5 separate regions of the Homo sapiens genome follow, and all the other regions are linked to region 4. A link is a contact called in ENCODE Hi-C or POLR2A ChIA-PET data. All regions are on one chromosome and are shown on one strand. Each heading gives the region's core, a stretch centred on a gene start or an enhancer-like site at or near the end of the contact. The rest is flanking DNA. Distances are from core to core; before and after follow the strand shown.

Region 1 (3,007 bases), core at 339-2,838, 3.0 Mb before region 4:
TACTAGACGATATTTATTCTTGATTTTTTTCCATGTTTGGGAGTAAACTCATGATTATTTTGCTATCACCACCTCACCTTTCTAACATGATAGTAATCAGTCTCTTAGACAAGATCTCGTTTTTTAAAATCATTTGGAAAAGACTATGCCTACCTTCTTTTATTTTAGTAAACTATATACAATATAAACATTTCCATTTTAGTCATTTTCAAGTGTACAGTTCAATGGCATTAAGTACATTCACGTTCTTGTACAACCATCACTACTATCCATCTCCAGAACTTTTTCATCATCCCATACTGAAAATTCATACCTATTAAACAGTAACTGCCCATTCTTCCCTTTCCCCAGCCCCTGGTAAACACTATTCTACTTTCTTTCTTTATGATTTGACTATTCTAGGCACTTCATATAGGTGGACTTATACAATATTTGTCCTTTTGTGCCTGGCTTATCTCAGTGTATAATGCCTCCAAAGTTTATCCATGTTGTACCATGTATCAGAACTTCATTCCTTTTTAAGACTGAATAATATTCCATTGTATGTACATGCAACATTTTTTAATCTATTCATCTGTTCATGGATATTTGGGTTGCTTCCACCTTTTGGTTATTATCAATAATGCTACAATGACATTAGAGTACAAGTGTCTGTTTGTGTCTCTGCTTTCAATTTCTTTGGGTATATTACTAGGAGTAGAATGGCTGCAGAATATGTTCATTCTGTGTTTGGTTACAAATATATGTGGAGGCTGAATTGGCCCCAAAGGCCACCAATTTACAAATGTGTTTTAATTTCATTTCACATTAAACTTTCCAAATGAGCTAGGAGGAGACAGAAACTTACCGTGGCTTATCACGTTCCAAGCATAGTGCCAGGTACTGGTGATAAACTGGTCAAAAAGATTAGGAGTTTAAAGTCCTAGCGTCAAGGAGTTTGAAGCTGAGTAAGAAGACGTGTGAAAAAAACATACTTTATTTTAGTACTCTGTCAGCAAATGTTTATAAATACAGGGCCCAAACAGAGAGTAGGTTGAAAAGAGGATTAGAAACAGTTTTTTTTTTTTTTTTTTTTTTTTTTTGAGACAGAGAGTCTTGCTCTGTCGCCCAGGCTGGAGTGCAGTGGCGCGATCTCAGCTCACCGCAACCTCCGCCTCCCAGGTTCAAGCGATTCTCCTGCCTCAGCCTCCCGAGCAACTGGGATTACAGGCGCGCGCCACCACACCTGGCTAATTTTTGTATTTTTAGTAGAGACGGGGTTTCACTATGTTGGCCAGGCTGGTCTCAAACTCCTGACCCCAAGTGATCCGCCCGCCTCGGCCGCCCAAAGCACTGGGATAACAGGCGTAAGCCAACTGGCCCGGCCCAGAAGAAGTTTTTAGGATATATGGAGGAAAACACAACACAACACAGCTACAACTCCGTGACAACTGAGAGCGTAGTCTTCGAGTACCCAGTTGCCTACTGACAGCCGTCTCCTCTAAGGCGCTTCTTTTAGCCAAGAAAGCGTTCTTTGCGTGCTGTGACGTAAAAAGCAGCGCCGGAAGGGAGAGGGCGGAACTTCCGGCTGAGCCCCAGCGACCGCTCTGGTCGGCTGTGTAGACTGTTGGGTAGGCTGCGTGCTAGCTTCGGCGCGGATCCCTGGGCGTCCGTACGTCGGAGTCCTTCGTCCTCCAGGGTCCCTGTTCTTTGCGCCAGCGGGAACCACTATCTCTGCACTCCTGGTAAGCGAGTTTCTTCTTTCGCCTAATGTGTGTGTTGGGGGTGGGAGGACGCCGGAGACGTTCCAAGATGCACTTAGTGGAGCATGTGCGTTCGGAAGGCCCACGGGTAAGAGGAAGCCCAGTGATTTTAATAAACTATAACTAGTACAGTACCTGAAACAAAATCAGTGGTTCCTGAAATGATGTACTTGATTGCTTTTTACAATTGGGGTTTTCATTTCTGTGGTATTCTAAGTCCTTGCCAGTTACAAGAATAAAACTTTTAAAACTCCTTCTGAAATCAATGTTTATTAGATTGGGGCCTGGGGACCCCAGTTAAATATTTCCGGGATTCTAAAGTAAATTGTTTTCTCTTTAAAGGGAGGCTGAGCCGGGCGCGGTGGCTCACGCCTGTAATCCCAGCACAATGAGAGGCCGAGGTGGGCGGATCACGAGGTCAGGAGATCCGAGACCATCCTGGCTAACACAGTGAAACCCCGTCTGTACTAAAAATACAAAATAGCCGGGCGTGGTGGCGGGTGCCTGTAGTCCCAGCTACTCGGGAGGCTGAGGCAGGAGAATGGCGTGAACCCTGGGAGGCGGAGCTTGCGCCGAGATCGCGCCACTATACTCCAGCCTGGAGTGACAGAGCGAGACTCCGTCTCAAAAAAAATAATAAAGGGAGGCTGAACTTTTTTTTTCTTTTTTTTTTTTTTAATGAAGGAAGCATCGATCTAGGGTATTAGAAAAATATTTGCGTGATTACTGTGAGCCAAATACTGTCAAGCATTGGATTCAATGTTAACATTATAGACAAAGTCCTTGTCCTCATGGACACTAGTTAGTCCTTACCATCTAGTGAGGCAAATAGATAACCAGGCAATTACAGTGCAGTGTTAGAAGTACTGTCATAGGCACCAGAGTGCTGTGAAAAGTAATGGTGGAATACTTGAAGTGTGAGGTGAAGAATAGCTAGAGATGCTGCTGACCTGGCCGCAATAAGCTTAGAAATATATGTTGGGAACAATACCAATGGATAGCAATATCCCTTGAAACAGAACATTGAAGGAGGATCAGATTGTGAAGCAAAGGTAGAGGGGTTATTTCGATTTGTTGCGTTTGAGGTGTTTTTTGTTTGTTTTTGTTGTTTTGAGACAGTCTTACTCTGTCGCTCACTGCAACAGATTTTGTTGCAAAATCTCGGCTCACTGCAACTTCCGCCCCCCTTATTCAAGCGATTCTTCTACATCAGCCTCACGAGTACCTGGGAAGTAGAAGAATCGCCCCACTTCAGCCTCACGAGT
Region 2 (2,946 bases), core at 175-2,674, 2.3 Mb before region 4:
TTAATTCTTTTAAATGGTGGCCATTTGGGTAGAGCATTTTGGGTGGTGTAGGAACGGAGTGGGCATGCTTCAACACTCTACTATAAAGGAAGAATGTGGAGCCTGGTTAAAAGCACTCTAACCACATTTCTTCTGGAATATGCCCTGGGTCTGTGATCTTCCTGTAGTGGTCAGGGAAGTCTTACTAGTTCCTGATCCTGGCGCAGCGAGGAAGGAAGGAGCTTGAGAGTAAATGTGTGGTTGGCTCACTATTTTATTACTGGACTTAAGTCAGTTGTGTTAAAGGGCAGTAATATGACAAAAAGAGGCCCTTTGTCTCTTTTTCTGCAGGAACTTGGCAAAGGAACATAATGTATATGTAAAGTCTAAAGTAATGCCATTTAATAGAACTTTCTGTGATAATGGAAATGTTTTATATCTATACATCTGTTATAGAAGCCATTACTCATATATGCCTTTTGGGCAATTCAAATGTAGTAAATGCAAATTAGGAGCTGAATTTTTTATTTTGCTTAATTTCAATGAATATTGAAATTTAAATTTCAGCTAATTTATATTTAAATTTAAATAGCCATACATGGGTAGTGACTACTGTATTAGACTGTATTAGATAGGTCTAGAGGATATGAGTTTTGTTGAGATGAAGATGGCAGAGCACATAGAATGTTTTGTTCTGAAGTTGCCCTGCATTACAAAGAATCTGAGTTATGAATTTGACATGCTTTTATTTATAGTGATGCTCCCTTTCCAACAAGAATGTTAAAATAAAATCTTTCTGGATAAGAAGTAAGATGTGGATTTCTTTTGAAAAGAAAATGTAAGGGACTTGCTTCTAAGCCTAGCTTCTTCTCATTCTTGGAGTGTGCTATCATCTTCTAATTCAGTACAGTGGCTTTCACTTCCCATCAGATAAAAAGAGATGCCTCAAACCAATTCCGAAAGCTACTTTTGGAAAAGCATTGGTTGAGTTTTCATCCTGACTCCTAGGATAACAAATAGTAAGTCTTCAAACAAAGCAGCAGCTATGCGAATTCTAGAATTTTGATATGTATTGTTAATGTTGGTATCGTACCACTTGATGCTTTTATGACATGTATCATGACATCAAGTACTGCACAAAATTAAATTCACATTCTAACACTTGTTTAAGTTTAGTTGGTTAGGATAGTGCTGGCTTAACATTTTTAATGTATTTAGTACATGAAAAGTACATAACATTCTCCTTTGTGTACATAGTACACATATAAAATTCAAGCCTGTGTTTGCACAGCATATGAGGGTAAATGGATAAGCCAGGACATGGCTACAGGAGGCTGGCCCAATGGCTTTAAAGGATCTGGGCTCTGCCTAGCTCTGCTGAGGGCTGTGGAAATTGTTAATTCTGCCCAACTGTAACCCATTTGTCACACTGTAGTTGGTAAACTCTGTTGACTTGGTGCTCAGGTGTTGAGATAATGCTTCCTAAAGTTTAATGTGCATATGAATCACCTGGGCATTCTGTTAAAAGGCAAATTCTGACTCAGCAGCCCTGTGACTGGGCCTGAGATCCTGCATTGCTAACAAGTTCTCAAGTGATTCTAATGCTGCTGGACTTCACTGTGAGTAGCAACGTGCTAGGGCATAAATTTGATTTCATTTTGATTAGTTTTACACTGAAACATCTTCCTCCATCACTACAAAACTTATTCTTCAGTCCTGATGACTATGATGTTGTGGTATCAGTCCAGGTAAAAGTGAATAAAAATTTTTATTTAAACTTGTTTCTGGGATTAGAAAAATATAGCTCAATATACACTGAGAGGAAGTTGGTAGCTATGTATTTACATTTCTCTTTTTGAGGTAATCTTTAGCAGTAGAGGAGTTGCTTCATACCTACTGTGATCTCACACAATTTATATAGTGACATATACAACTTCCAGGCTTTCATATTCCGTTACATCTCTCAATACTTGTGAATTTTCTAAAATGCTTCCTTGAATTTGATGCCCTCGGGAGAAAGGTCTATATCCTCATAACCACACTTGTGACAAATTAGCCCAAGCTTCTGGATTATCAAACTTTTCTTCAGTTCTCATCATGCTCTTGTAAAATTATGACCTCAAGCTTTAACTTTTTGGTCTATTGCTTATACAGTAAAGCAAGCAAACAAACAAAATCAAGTGCCATGCACATGCACAGATAAATATAAACATATGGATCAGCACACACTTGTGGAAATTTAAACCAATATTAGTGGGAAAGAAATATAAACAAATATTATGATTATTAATACAAATTAGTAACCAATTAGGTATAAATATGCACTCTCCAGTGTCTTCTTAATTTCAGATTAAGGTGACCTCCAATCAATAGCCAGCAAAAAGCCAGGGCCCTAAGTATTATACCTACAAGGAAAAAATTTCTATCAACAACTTCAATGAATTTGGGTGCAGATTTTTAAACATAAATTTTAGGTAATTCCCACAAGGACCTCTTTTTGCTGCCTTACTTTTTTTCTCCTCCCCTTTCTTATATGAAATAAGATGGTTACTTTGGTAATTGATGAATAATTTATTACAAAATTTGTTTTAGCAGCTAAAATAATGGTGCATGTAAATATTGGTATCTACATTGATAAAAGCTTCTTAGAGTTGACATTGGGATGTGCTAGATTTGAAGTAGATTTTTATCATTCTCTGACAATTTTCTCAGATAATACAAAACCAATTAATGCATCCCTGATTAGTTTTTGACAGAGGTTTTCTTTGAAAGATAACACAGCTTAAATTCACAGAGCTTCTTCCCTTAAGGAATTTAGATTGCTCATTCTTTCCTTACCAATAATTTAGTTTCATTTTAATTTCTTAAAACCTGTTTCTTTACTTGCCCTGCCTAGCCCAGTTTACAGTAGTGCCCCACCTGAGACTCTGGGGTGGGCCAGCGTGTGTTTTAACCAGCCCCGCCAAC
Region 3 (3,362 bases), core at 413-2,912, 2.5 Mb before region 4:
CTATCTGTTTATTAATGTCGTGGATAATATTTTATTTCTTTTTCTTTTTTTCTAGACACAAGGTCTCACTGTGTTGTTCAGGCTGGTCTTGAACTCCTGGACTCAACTGATCTGCCCACCATGGCCTCTCAAAGTGGTGGGATTACAGGCATGAGACATTGTGCTCAGCCTGCCTTTGATAATATTTTCATTATTTGAGTTTGTGAAATCTAACTTCATTCTTCTTTTGAAAACGGAGACCTTAATTTGCTTTTCGTCAGTTACCTGGCACAGCTAGCCTTCTCTGCATTTCTTTAAAGATTCTTGAGATTCTTTCCTGTCTCACTCTCTCAAAGAAAATAAGTATAAGTGAATTACCACTAAGTACAAAGAACATTAAATTTAAACTTGCATGTTTCTAATGGGAATTACCATTTCCAAAGCAATGAGTGTGTGTGACTGTGTGTTTATGTTCATGTCAACATAAATATGTGTTTATGTTGGAGAAAAGTTTACGGCAGAAGAAGGTACCAGTGGCTTACTTTTATTCTCCCATGGTGTCTGAGGACCAGGAAAGAGTTAGAGAAACAAGCCTCCATAAACGCAACATATGGAGTTAGAACCTCACTATGTTGAGCTTGCTTTTAACTTTATTTTCTACTTCTAGTTCTTATTGGCCAGAGTATAGGCTTTTAATGGGGAAGACTTATAGACCGAAAGAAATCAAGAATCTGCTGCCTTCATAGAACTCATTTCTACATTGCAAATCCTGAGTATGTTGACTTCAAGACCAATTAAAACAAAACCAAATTAAATAAACAAAAACAGCTCCAAACGCCAATGGTTATTTCAGACCACAGAGGGGTAAATAAAAGCTTGAATGCTTAAAACCATTGGTTTTGATAAAAGTTATTAGAATTGATGATGCCTCTGCCAAAAATTCACAGTGCCATTGGCTGATATGGCTTTCCCCCCAATTAAAGCTTTCATCTTTAAATGATCTGTGAATAGACAAGACCACATAGTTTATACTTGTTGAAAATGCTACCACATTCCCTTTTTTTTTGGACAAGGTCCTGCTCTGTGGCCCAGACTGGAGTGCAGTGGTATGACCATAGCTCACTGCAGCCTTGAACTCCTAGGCTCATGAGATTTCTTCATCGGCCTCCAGAGTAGCTAGGACTACAGGCCCAAACTAGCACACTGGGCTAATTTTTAAGTTTTTTTTTTTTCTAGAGAGAGTGTCTCACTATGGTGCCCAGACTGGTCTTAAACTCTTGGCCCCAAGATATCCTCACCTCAGCCCTCAGCCTCCCAAAGTGTTGGGATTACAGGCATGAACCACCATGCTTAGCCCCACATTTCTTTTTTCTTTCTTTGTTTCTTTTTTTTTTTTTTTTTTTAACCTTTGTAAGCTTGACATTGTAAAGATTCTTCTAAATTAAGCTATGAGGTTTGCTATTTTGGGCACCCTTCTCGGCAAGCCCATGCCTTGTGACATTACTTCTGCTTTGTTTACCAATAGTGTGTGTCAGGGCTGCTGGTTGTGGCAAACTCAGCCACAAGAGAAGAAGCTGAGAGAACTTTATCTCTCTCACTTGAAGGCACCAACATACTGGAAGGGGAATCTGGAAGATCCGGTGGTCATAAGACATATCATTTATGCATGGTAACTTCTCTCCTAATGAAGTTTAGCAACTAAGATTGTTTCTGGTTTCAGTCTGAAAGAAGGTTCCTATTCATGAAGTACTTCTTGTGTGAAACGGCACACAGTCATCATTTACTTCACAGCTGAACTTTGGTATGAGCTGCTTAACTGCTTTCTTTGACAATAGTTTTTAACCTATTTGCATATTTCCATCAGATTAATCTTTCCAAATCATGGTTCTGATTGTCAGGATAATGATGTATCTACAACTCCTGCCCAAGATAGAATTTCCTTCCTTCCTTCCTTCTTTCCTTCTTTCCTTCCTTCCTTCCTTCCTTCCTTCCTCCCTTCCTCCCTGTCTTTTCTTTCTTTCTTGGAGTCTTGCTTCTTTGCCTAGGCTGGAGTGCAGTGGTGTGATCTCAGCTCACTGCAACCTCTGCCTGCCAGGTTCAAGTGATTCTCCCACCTCAGCCTCTCAAGTAGCTGGGACTACAGGTGCATGCCACCATGCCTGGCTAATTTTTGTATTTTTAATAGAGATGGGGGTTTCACCATGTTGGCTAGATTGGTCCTGAACTCTTGACTTCAAGTGATCTGTCTGCCTTGGCCTCTCAAAGTGCTGAGATTATAGTCTTGAGCCACCACACCAGGCAGAATTTGCTTTCTATCTGGAAGAGTGAAGGAAAAAAAATCATATTTCTACTTTATCATCATTGAATATTTTCTTAATTGGAAAAAGCCTTACAGATAAATATTACTCCTTGGCAAAGAAAGCAATTGCCATTATAATACATCTTCGGGAGAGGGATATCCAAACTAATACTCAATTTACCAGGTAATCTCAAATTTTGTTCAGTTGACATTTGTTGAAATTATTTTACTATTGTCTACTTCATGTTTTCAGTCTGGCACAGAGGAATCACAGTATAAACACAATGTAGATTATATGTACAACTGAACAACAGATGTTAGGTAAACTTGTATTTTCAACATTCCATAAAGTTATCCTGAGATAACCATTTTTTAAAAATTAAAATTATTATAGTATGTAGTCTATTCACTTGTGACATAAAGAGCTAGTGCTCACCAAACATTGTATGTGTTTCCATTTATTTTCTAGCCTCTTTTGCCTTTCAGTTGGGGCCACATGCCTAGTTCTGGCCAGTGAATAATAAGTGGAAGAGGGGGCGGTTCCAAGATGGCCAAGTAGGAACAGTTCCAGTCTACAGCTCCCAGCACGAGCAATGCAGAAGACAGATGATTTCTGCATTTCCAACTGAGGTACCAGGTTCATCTCACTGGGGATTGTCAGACAGTGGGTGCAGGACAGTGGGTGCAGTGCACCAAGTGTGAGCCGAAGCAGTGTGAGGCATTGCCTCACCCGGGAAGCACAAGGGGTCAGGGAATTCCCTTTCCTAGCCAAGAAAAGGGGTGACAGACGGCACCTGGAAAATCAGGTCACTCCCACCCATATACTGCACTTTTCCGATGGTCTTAGCAAATGGCACACCAGGAGATTATATCCCGCACCTAGCTTGGAGGGTCCTATGGCCACGAAGCCTCGCTTGTTGCTAGCACAGCAGTCTGAGATCAAACTACAAGGCGGCAGTGAGGCTGGGGGAGGGGAACACGCCATTGCTGAGGCTTGAGCAGGTAAACAAAGTGGCCAGGAAGCTTGAACTGGGTGGAGCCCACCGCAGCTCAAGGAGGCCTGCTTGCCTCTGCAGACTCCACC
Region 4 (3,429 bases), core at 762-3,261:
TAAAATATTTTAGAAGCAAATACAGGAAGTTACATTTTTTGTAGAAAAACTTATCTTTAATTCAGTTTTCCTAAATAATCAAAAGGCCTAGTAAAGATAACTGAGGCACATATAACATGTTTCTCTCTTTCCCTAATTTTTTTTTTCTTTTTGTCCTTTACTCCAAAGGTGAACATAAAGCTTTTATTATCTCTTATTAATACTACATGAATATCCTTAAAAAGCAATTTCTAGTTTTGTATCAGTGTACTATTAATGATAAGTCTCAATTTTAAAACCCTTATATTAAATTTAGTAAATTTTTATCAGTTTAACGACACAGGATTTTTTTTCACTGTCTTTCTTTTCCCAACCTTCTATATTTATTCAGGTTTAGCTCAGTCATTCTTATCTCCATTTACTTATTTTGAGTCAACCTTTAAATAACCTGTACCTAGACAAAATGATTTCTTTCCTCAACAAAAACACGTTTATACCTTATAACATCTTAATTTGCCTGTATATTTTGTATACAGAATTGTTTCCTTTATTATTAGTAGTTTTAAGTATATATATTAATATTCAGTGACATAATCCTAATAATCTTAATTTCTAGTGAAAATCTAGGAAGTAAGCAACTTCAAAGTCACATACCAACCCATTTTATGACTATATACTTAATGACTTCTAGAAACATAGATTTCCTGATAGAACATATTTCCAATGTGGAAAAGGACATATTTGCTAACAAGCCCAAATATATTTTATCTTTCTATAAAATGTAAGATGCCAAATGTAAATAAACTGAAACCTATGTTGAGCAATTAATGTTTCAATCTTTTATCTTCTTTAGAAATGAACTAGATATTAAATGAATAGCCATCATTTAATTTAACTTAGCAAAATTCTAAGGATGTAGTTATCAAAGAGATACATCTTTATCTCACTCATATCTATTTGATTTACTGTTTTTTAAACCAACAATATTAAGCTAGTTTTATTTACAAAAAATGTATTCAATTCATATGAATTTGAAAATAATTTGAGTTAGTATCTATAATTTTAGGAGCCTAAAGTATTTAATATATGCATGTTCATTTGTCTTTTAAATCAATTTGAAATTCAACGAAGGGATTTTGTATCATGTGGACACAACAGATATCATAGATGTATATGTGTATAAACATAAACAATCATACAGATAGATACAAATATCTTATAGTTTTTTTCAAAAGAATGCTATCAAGTCCTAGAGAAGACAGGGTGAGAGATTTACATCTCAAAGGCATAGAGAAAGAACATAAGTTTTCTCAAGGAGCTTTGGGTGCTTTAGGTGAGACAAAGAGGAAGATTTTAAATGAATGCTAAGGTAATATAAAATCATAAGAATTAGAGGATTTTACAATAAAGTACACATGAAACTGCCTTTGCAAAAAATATGACTGAGACAATTATTATAGCGAAAGAGGTTTGACCTAACCAAATCCATCTAGCTTCTAACCTCCAAGCTATCTTTGTTCATTCCTGGGCATAGGTCAAACTAATTTTGGGAGACACTTAGTTTATAGTTTAGCATTGAAATAGAGGTGATAACAGCCCTTTCCCCAAACAAACCCCCTTTCTGCCTGGGGGACCAGACTGTCTTTGCAGGACTATCAGATTATGTAAAAGATTAGAAATTATGGTTTAGGAATCATGCAGTTGGAGGCTGCAAGATTCTAAACATCCCAAATTGTTTCTTGGGATAACATTACTATTGTAAAACCTAAGATCAATGTTTGAGATATTTTGCAGACCCTGCACTTGATGGATCAGCTAGCACTACCCAGATCCAAAAACTGGCTCATCTGGTCTTGTGGCCCCCACACAGGAACAGATTCAGCACAAGAGAACAGCTTCAACTCCCTAGGATTTCACCTCTGACCCAACCAATCAGCAATCCCCACTTTCTGACCCTCTACCCACCGAACTATCTACAAAAACCCTGATCCTCATGTTTCCAGAAAGATTGATTTGAGTAATAATGAAACTCTGGTCTCCTGTACAGCCAGCTCTGTGTAAATGAAACTCTTTCTCTATTGCAATTTCCCTGTCTTGATAAATCGGTTCTGTCTAGGCAAGGTGAACCTATTGGGCGGTTACATACAGATGAACCTAAAAGACAATTCGGAAGCCTGTTTCAAATAACTGTCTGATTGTCAGTTGGGTCTGACTTAGTCATATACCTGAGTCTTTTCTTACCTAAGCATGCAAAGAAATGAAGAAGGTAGAAAGTAAGAATTTGCCTTCTGCCGTAATAACTGGTTGCTGTAACATTGTTAGTTACCTTTAAAATTGTAGCTCTTACCAGTGACTTGTCAGTTATAAAGCAAGCCTTGGTACTCCACCTCCTAAGAGCCAGGAGATTAGGGAGCTTCATATGAAAGATAATAGAGCCTTGGACCTGAGAGGAACTGACTTCTCACTCTTAAGGCTTCGTGAGGAGGAAAAAGAGGGTCAGTGGCACCTTTTCTTCCTTCCTCAAAGAGTATCAAGATGACAAAAGAAATGGGGGCAGAGGTAAAAGGAAGAACAAATCCTAAAGCAGCAAACTGGGGAGTTTTCAAAAAGGTCGATAAAGTTTTATATTATTCTCAGCAGAAATCATGCCAACAAAAAAGGAAGTAGACAGAGGAACGAACATATAATTAAAAGGAGCTTCTGTGGACTAAAAGAAATTCCATAGTAGAAACAGGATCCAAAACAGAAAAAGCAGGGAGGCTTTTAAAAAAATTGTAGCCTGAATATCAGCTTTTAATTAAGTTAATTTTTGACCATAAAGCTCTTAAAAAAGAAATCTTTAAATATCTCATTAGAGGTTTTAGCCAAACAAACAGCAAACACTTCTGTTTCCTGGCTTTTCTTTCCTTGAAATTTGCATTTAAAAAGGAATTATTTCTCAGGTAAGACTGGAGAGAGAATTTACATCTCAAAAGACAAAGAAATAATGGAAGTTTTTAGAAGTTCAGGGTAATTACTAATCAAATTTCTTCTTTTGAATATAAAATTTCCTGTTAGCTCAAATGAGAATGCAGGAAGCAAACAGAAAAAGGAAAAGTTAAAAAAAAAATTATTCTCTGAATATAAACCAAAATCTTAACTAAAGATATATTTAACAAGTGACTCAAGACCAAACTACGTAGCCTCTCTATGGTTGTAACCAAGGACTCCAAAGACGAAACAGAAAGACGAAGTTCTTCCAAGATTCAGACCACTCCCACAGACCAGCCAAAAAATCAAAACTTCACTAGCTGCAAATGAGGTATAACTCACATTTCTGTTTGGCTATATTCTTGGGGCTCCTAAACTTTTGGTTGTCCACCTGTGCATGAAGGCCAGATCATTTCATATGACCTGGATAGATAAAACATCAAAATAAGAGATCAATCAATAAGAAAAAAAACAACAACA
Region 5 (3,314 bases), core at 460-2,959, 2.8 Mb before region 4:
AAATAAATAAATAAACATCGTCTCAGGTTTTTGCCTTTTAAGACACTGCACACTAAAAATTAAAAAAAAAACAACTGGATTAGAATCACTCACAGATAATGAACTTAGAAAAAGAAAAATTCTGAACACAAAATACCACATAACACTGGGTTAAGAAAAGTGTGAGATCACAAAGGTCAGCTGTGTGACTTTTGTTGTGTTATTTAACATCCTAGTGCTTTTAGTTTTTTCATCTGTAAAACAGATAGAGGCTGAAAAGGGAGGATCATCTGAGCCTAGGAGGTCGAGGCTACAGTGAGCTGTGATCGTTGTCACTGCACCAAGCAAGACCCCCTACGCTCTGTCTCCAAAAAAGGGAGATAAGTATTAAGGTTTTATGAAGGTTAAATAAATGTCAAGGGCTAACGACTACATCCTGCATATACAAGCTTGATCAATGTTACCTATAGTTACAATTATCATCTTTAACAAATCCTGAAGTATTAAATCTGAGACATTTGTTCAACAAACTAATGTCTACCCAAACCCATCCAAACAAAATGCACTGATTACTTCATTACCTCATAATTTAATCTTCGCATTTGTCTGTCCTTACAGGAATTTAATTCAGATATTGGTTTAAAGTGGAAAATAAATGGAAGAATTTGATTATCCAATAGTTCGTAAACGAATAAACTTGATGATGTTTATAAACCGAAAAGAACTTTAGAAACTATTCAGTAATTTCGTTATTCACAGACGAAGTAACCAAGATTTGAATGAAATAACTTTTCTGTAGCCATATTGGAGAGTGACAGCACTGTTCCTAACAAAATTTCTTAAATGGGACTATAAACTATTAACTAATTCTGACAGTTTGAATATTCATTAACTGTGGAGAGTGAAGATGGTTAAGAAGCCAAGGACACTTGCTATCCTCCCTTACAACTGGTTCCCAAGGAGTCAAGTAACTTCAGAGCTGTATTTTTTGACAATCAAAAAGTCACAGTAATCGTACCTTTTCTGCGTATATACAATGCTACACAGTTCCCAAACGCGTTTTTCACATCATTAGGGGAAAGATTATTAAAACATTCAGAGTTACGAATATCAAGCTGGGCGCCGTGGCTCATGCCTGAAATCCCAACACTTTGGGAGGCCGAGGCGGGAGGATGGCTTGAGGCCAGATGGAGACCAGCTTGGGGAACGAGGCGAGACCCGTGTCTACTCAAACACCCCGCCCCCGCAAAACCAAACAACAAAAACAGTAACTGATATCTTTTACATTTACTTCTTGTTCTTAAAAAAAAACGCTCAAGGCGATTTCTCAATCACTCCTTATCACTTCTGCAAATAATTGTATTATTCCTTATTTACGCAGCAGCGGCAAAATTTGAGGAACACTAGCGAATGTGTCCAGAGCAGCTCATACTCGCTCGCCAAAACCCAAGCGCAGCACTAAAGAAACGGGAGACCCGGCTTCGGGTGACTCGTCCCCCCTTCCAAACGTCAGCACAGTCGAAAACGTGCACCCCGCAGCCTCCACTGCCGCGAGCCACACGCCACCTCCAGAGGGCCGGGGCCTACAGCCTCAAGGGGCCGCCCAAGGAGGCGGACCTGGCGCAGCCCAGGCGTCCGGCCCCTCCCCGCGGCTGGCCCGGCCTCCGGGGAAGCCCCCTTGGTCCCACCCAGGGCCAGGGCCCGCCCCCAGCTTCGCCGGCCTCCTTCCTGTGGGAAGTGCGGCTCCTTTCGCGTCCCCCACCCTCTCGGCTCCGCCTGGCAGCAGCTCCGCCGCCCAGAGGCGTCCGAGACCCTCCGACTCGTGGGTACGCATAGGCCTCGCCAGCGAGCCTTGCCCAGGCAACGAGTCGCCAGCCCGCCCCCTCGCCGCGGGCTAGGTCTCACCTCGCCACCAGTACGTCTTGGACAAGTAGTGCCAGGTCTGATGCCGGGTGTGGTGAGTGCCGCCGGGACCCAGGTGCGCCGCCTCGATGAGGTCCCGGCGTCGCTCCGGCTGCAGCACCACCTCCAGCTCCGCGAAGGTCTTGCGGTGCCGCTGCCGCCGCTGGTAATACAGAGTCCCGCCGCGCACCACGTAGCAGGCGGCAGCTTTTCGGATTTTACGCTTGACATTGCCCTCGGTGCCCGGCGCATACGGCTCGCGCTCGTTCGTCAGGTAACGCAGGATGGCCCGGTAGCTTTCCTCGCTTGACATCGCGGACCGCGGCTCCCTGAGGGCGCCTGTCAGGGACAGGTGAGGAAAACGGCCCGCTACCTACGGGCGGCTGCAGGAGGAGCGGCGGCACCGTAGGGAGAAACGGCTGCGCCTTTGGCGAGCGCTCTTCGACGGCTCCCTTAGTCCGAAGGAAAAGCGGGCGAGTTGGTAACCAGGGGGAACTGCACTTCTCCAGCGCGCGGGATCCGCTGGCGACTGACAAAATGGCTGCTGCACCACCGGAAGTGACGCAAGGCAAGGGCGGGGACTGAGCCCTGATTGGAGCGCACTCTCGTTTTCTGGCTTGATGGAGCCGATCCAGTGACGTCAGGAATGCGGGTGGACATTTTGGAAGCGGGTAGGACCCTTCACTGCAGTTCGAGGGAGTCTTTAAGCAGACATCTTAAGTCCTGGCAGTTTCTCTTTTCATTTTTCCCTTTTCCACGCTTTCTAAGGAGCCACGTGTAGGGGGAGCTGGTGGACAGTTGAGAGTTCAGCCGAAACATCCAGAGGGTTAGGAGTCCGTTTTTACGTTTGAGACTCCCAACATCATAAAAGCATATTTTCAGGCTTCTGGAAAAATATTAGTCTCTTGACACGGGACCAGAGACAGCCCATTTACATGGAAATTTAGATTCCAGTTAACAGTTATAAAATTTTCAGTGCCTCCCTCAGTGATGAGTTATTGTTTCTAAACTTGCACCTGCTAGCTCCAGACTACTCAAGGAAGAGTCGAGATTCTTTTGGAATTATCAGCATTTATAGTCAATGTTATTGCGAGTGGAAAAGGGGGTCGGTAACACTATTTTAAGGCTTTATTTACATATATTTTTACACAAACGTAGGGGAAAAGGTTCTCCATTTTGCACCAAATATATATGAGGGTGCAAGAAGGGGAGCGGACTTGAGCTGCGTCTCCCAGTGCGTGCTGAGGATGCTAATACAGGTATTTAGCTGGTAATCCCGGAGCAGCGACCCCGGTCACCCTTTCCTGGGACGAATCTGCAGCGCTCACAGGGGCCCAGGGCTGACATCCCTCCTCGGGGACTGGGGTTGGACACTGTCGCCGCTTTGCTAAAGCCAGAACATTTCAGGCCGAGGGCTCCAGCTGCAGACACGG

Evidence for each region. Hi-C counts contacts between places; a loop is a spot of excess contacts on that map. ChIA-PET counts read pairs that join two places held with the same protein, here RNA polymerase II (POLR2A). Pooled maps may share reads with other maps.
Region 1: a loop to region 4 is called in a pooled map, with 6 times the contacts of the local background. The contact joins the promoter of TRMT10C here to the enhancer-like site in region 4. A Hi-C loop is called at or near these places in 2 of 37 single-sample maps with no recorded cell type and 4 of 50 pooled maps. POLR2A ChIA-PET finds 5 or more read pairs at or near these places in 1 of 52 experiments (activated B cell).
Region 2: a map of B cell shows a loop between it and region 4 (7-fold over the local background). The contact joins two enhancer-like sites. A Hi-C loop is called at or near these places in 2 of 168 maps with a recorded cell type or tissue (B cell and OCI-LY7) and 3 of 50 pooled maps.
Region 3: a loop to region 4 is called in a map with no recorded cell type, with 6 times the contacts of the local background. The contact joins two enhancer-like sites. A Hi-C loop is called at or near these places in 2 of 37 single-sample maps with no recorded cell type and 4 of 50 pooled maps.
Region 5: a loop to region 4 is called in a pooled map, with 7 times the contacts of the local background. The contact joins the promoter of ZBTB11-AS1 here to the enhancer-like site in region 4. A Hi-C loop is called at or near these places in 2 of 37 single-sample maps with no recorded cell type and 2 of 50 pooled maps.

Annotation. Positions count from the first base shown.
Region 1 is chr3:101,560,280-101,563,286 of GRCh38, forward strand. It overlaps TRMT10C (tRNA methyltransferase 10C, mitochondrial RNase P subunit), which reads left to right and starts at 1,589. Exons shown (of 2, transcript NM_017819.4): 1 at 1,589-1,724. RefSeq lists enhancers at 1,575-1,644, 1,655-1,724.
Region 2 is chr3:102,237,172-102,240,117 of GRCh38, forward strand. No RefSeq gene overlaps it. Among named protein-coding and RNA genes, the nearest start is that of ZPLD1, 200 kb to the right of the region's middle. Within about 2 kb of position 1,425, at least 2 of the 41 ENCODE cell types and tissues checked have a DNase peak (open chromatin) inside an H3K27ac peak, as active enhancers do.
Region 3 is chr3:102,037,114-102,040,475 of GRCh38, forward strand. No RefSeq gene overlaps it. Among named protein-coding and RNA genes, the nearest start is that of RDUR, 98 kb to the left of the region's middle. Within about 2 kb of position 1,663, at least 4 of the 41 ENCODE cell types and tissues checked have a DNase peak (open chromatin) inside an H3K27ac peak, as active enhancers do.
Region 4 is chr3:104,517,265-104,520,693 of GRCh38, forward strand. LOC105374021 (a long non-coding RNA gene) reads right to left here. Exons shown (of 6, transcript XR_007096271.1): 6 at 1-3,372. Among named protein-coding and RNA genes, the nearest start is that of ALCAM, 850 kb to the right of the region's middle. Within about 2 kb of position 2,012, at least 3 of the 41 ENCODE cell types and tissues checked have a DNase peak (open chromatin) inside an H3K27ac peak, as active enhancers do.
Region 5 is chr3:101,674,721-101,678,034 of GRCh38, forward strand. ZBTB11-AS1 (ZBTB11 antisense RNA 1) reads left to right here and starts at 1,710. Exons shown (of 1, transcript NR_024407.1): 1 at 1,710-3,314. ZBTB11 (zinc finger and BTB domain containing 11) reads right to left here and starts at 2,412. Exons shown (of 11, transcript NM_014415.4): 1 at 1,885-2,412. The coding sequence starts at 2,194. It overlaps LOC124906262 (endogenous retrovirus group K member 5 Gag polyprotein), which reads left to right and starts at 1,725. Exons shown (of 3, transcript XM_047449415.1): 1 at 1,725-3,314. RefSeq lists a silencer at 1,464-1,833 and an enhancer at 1,550-2,104.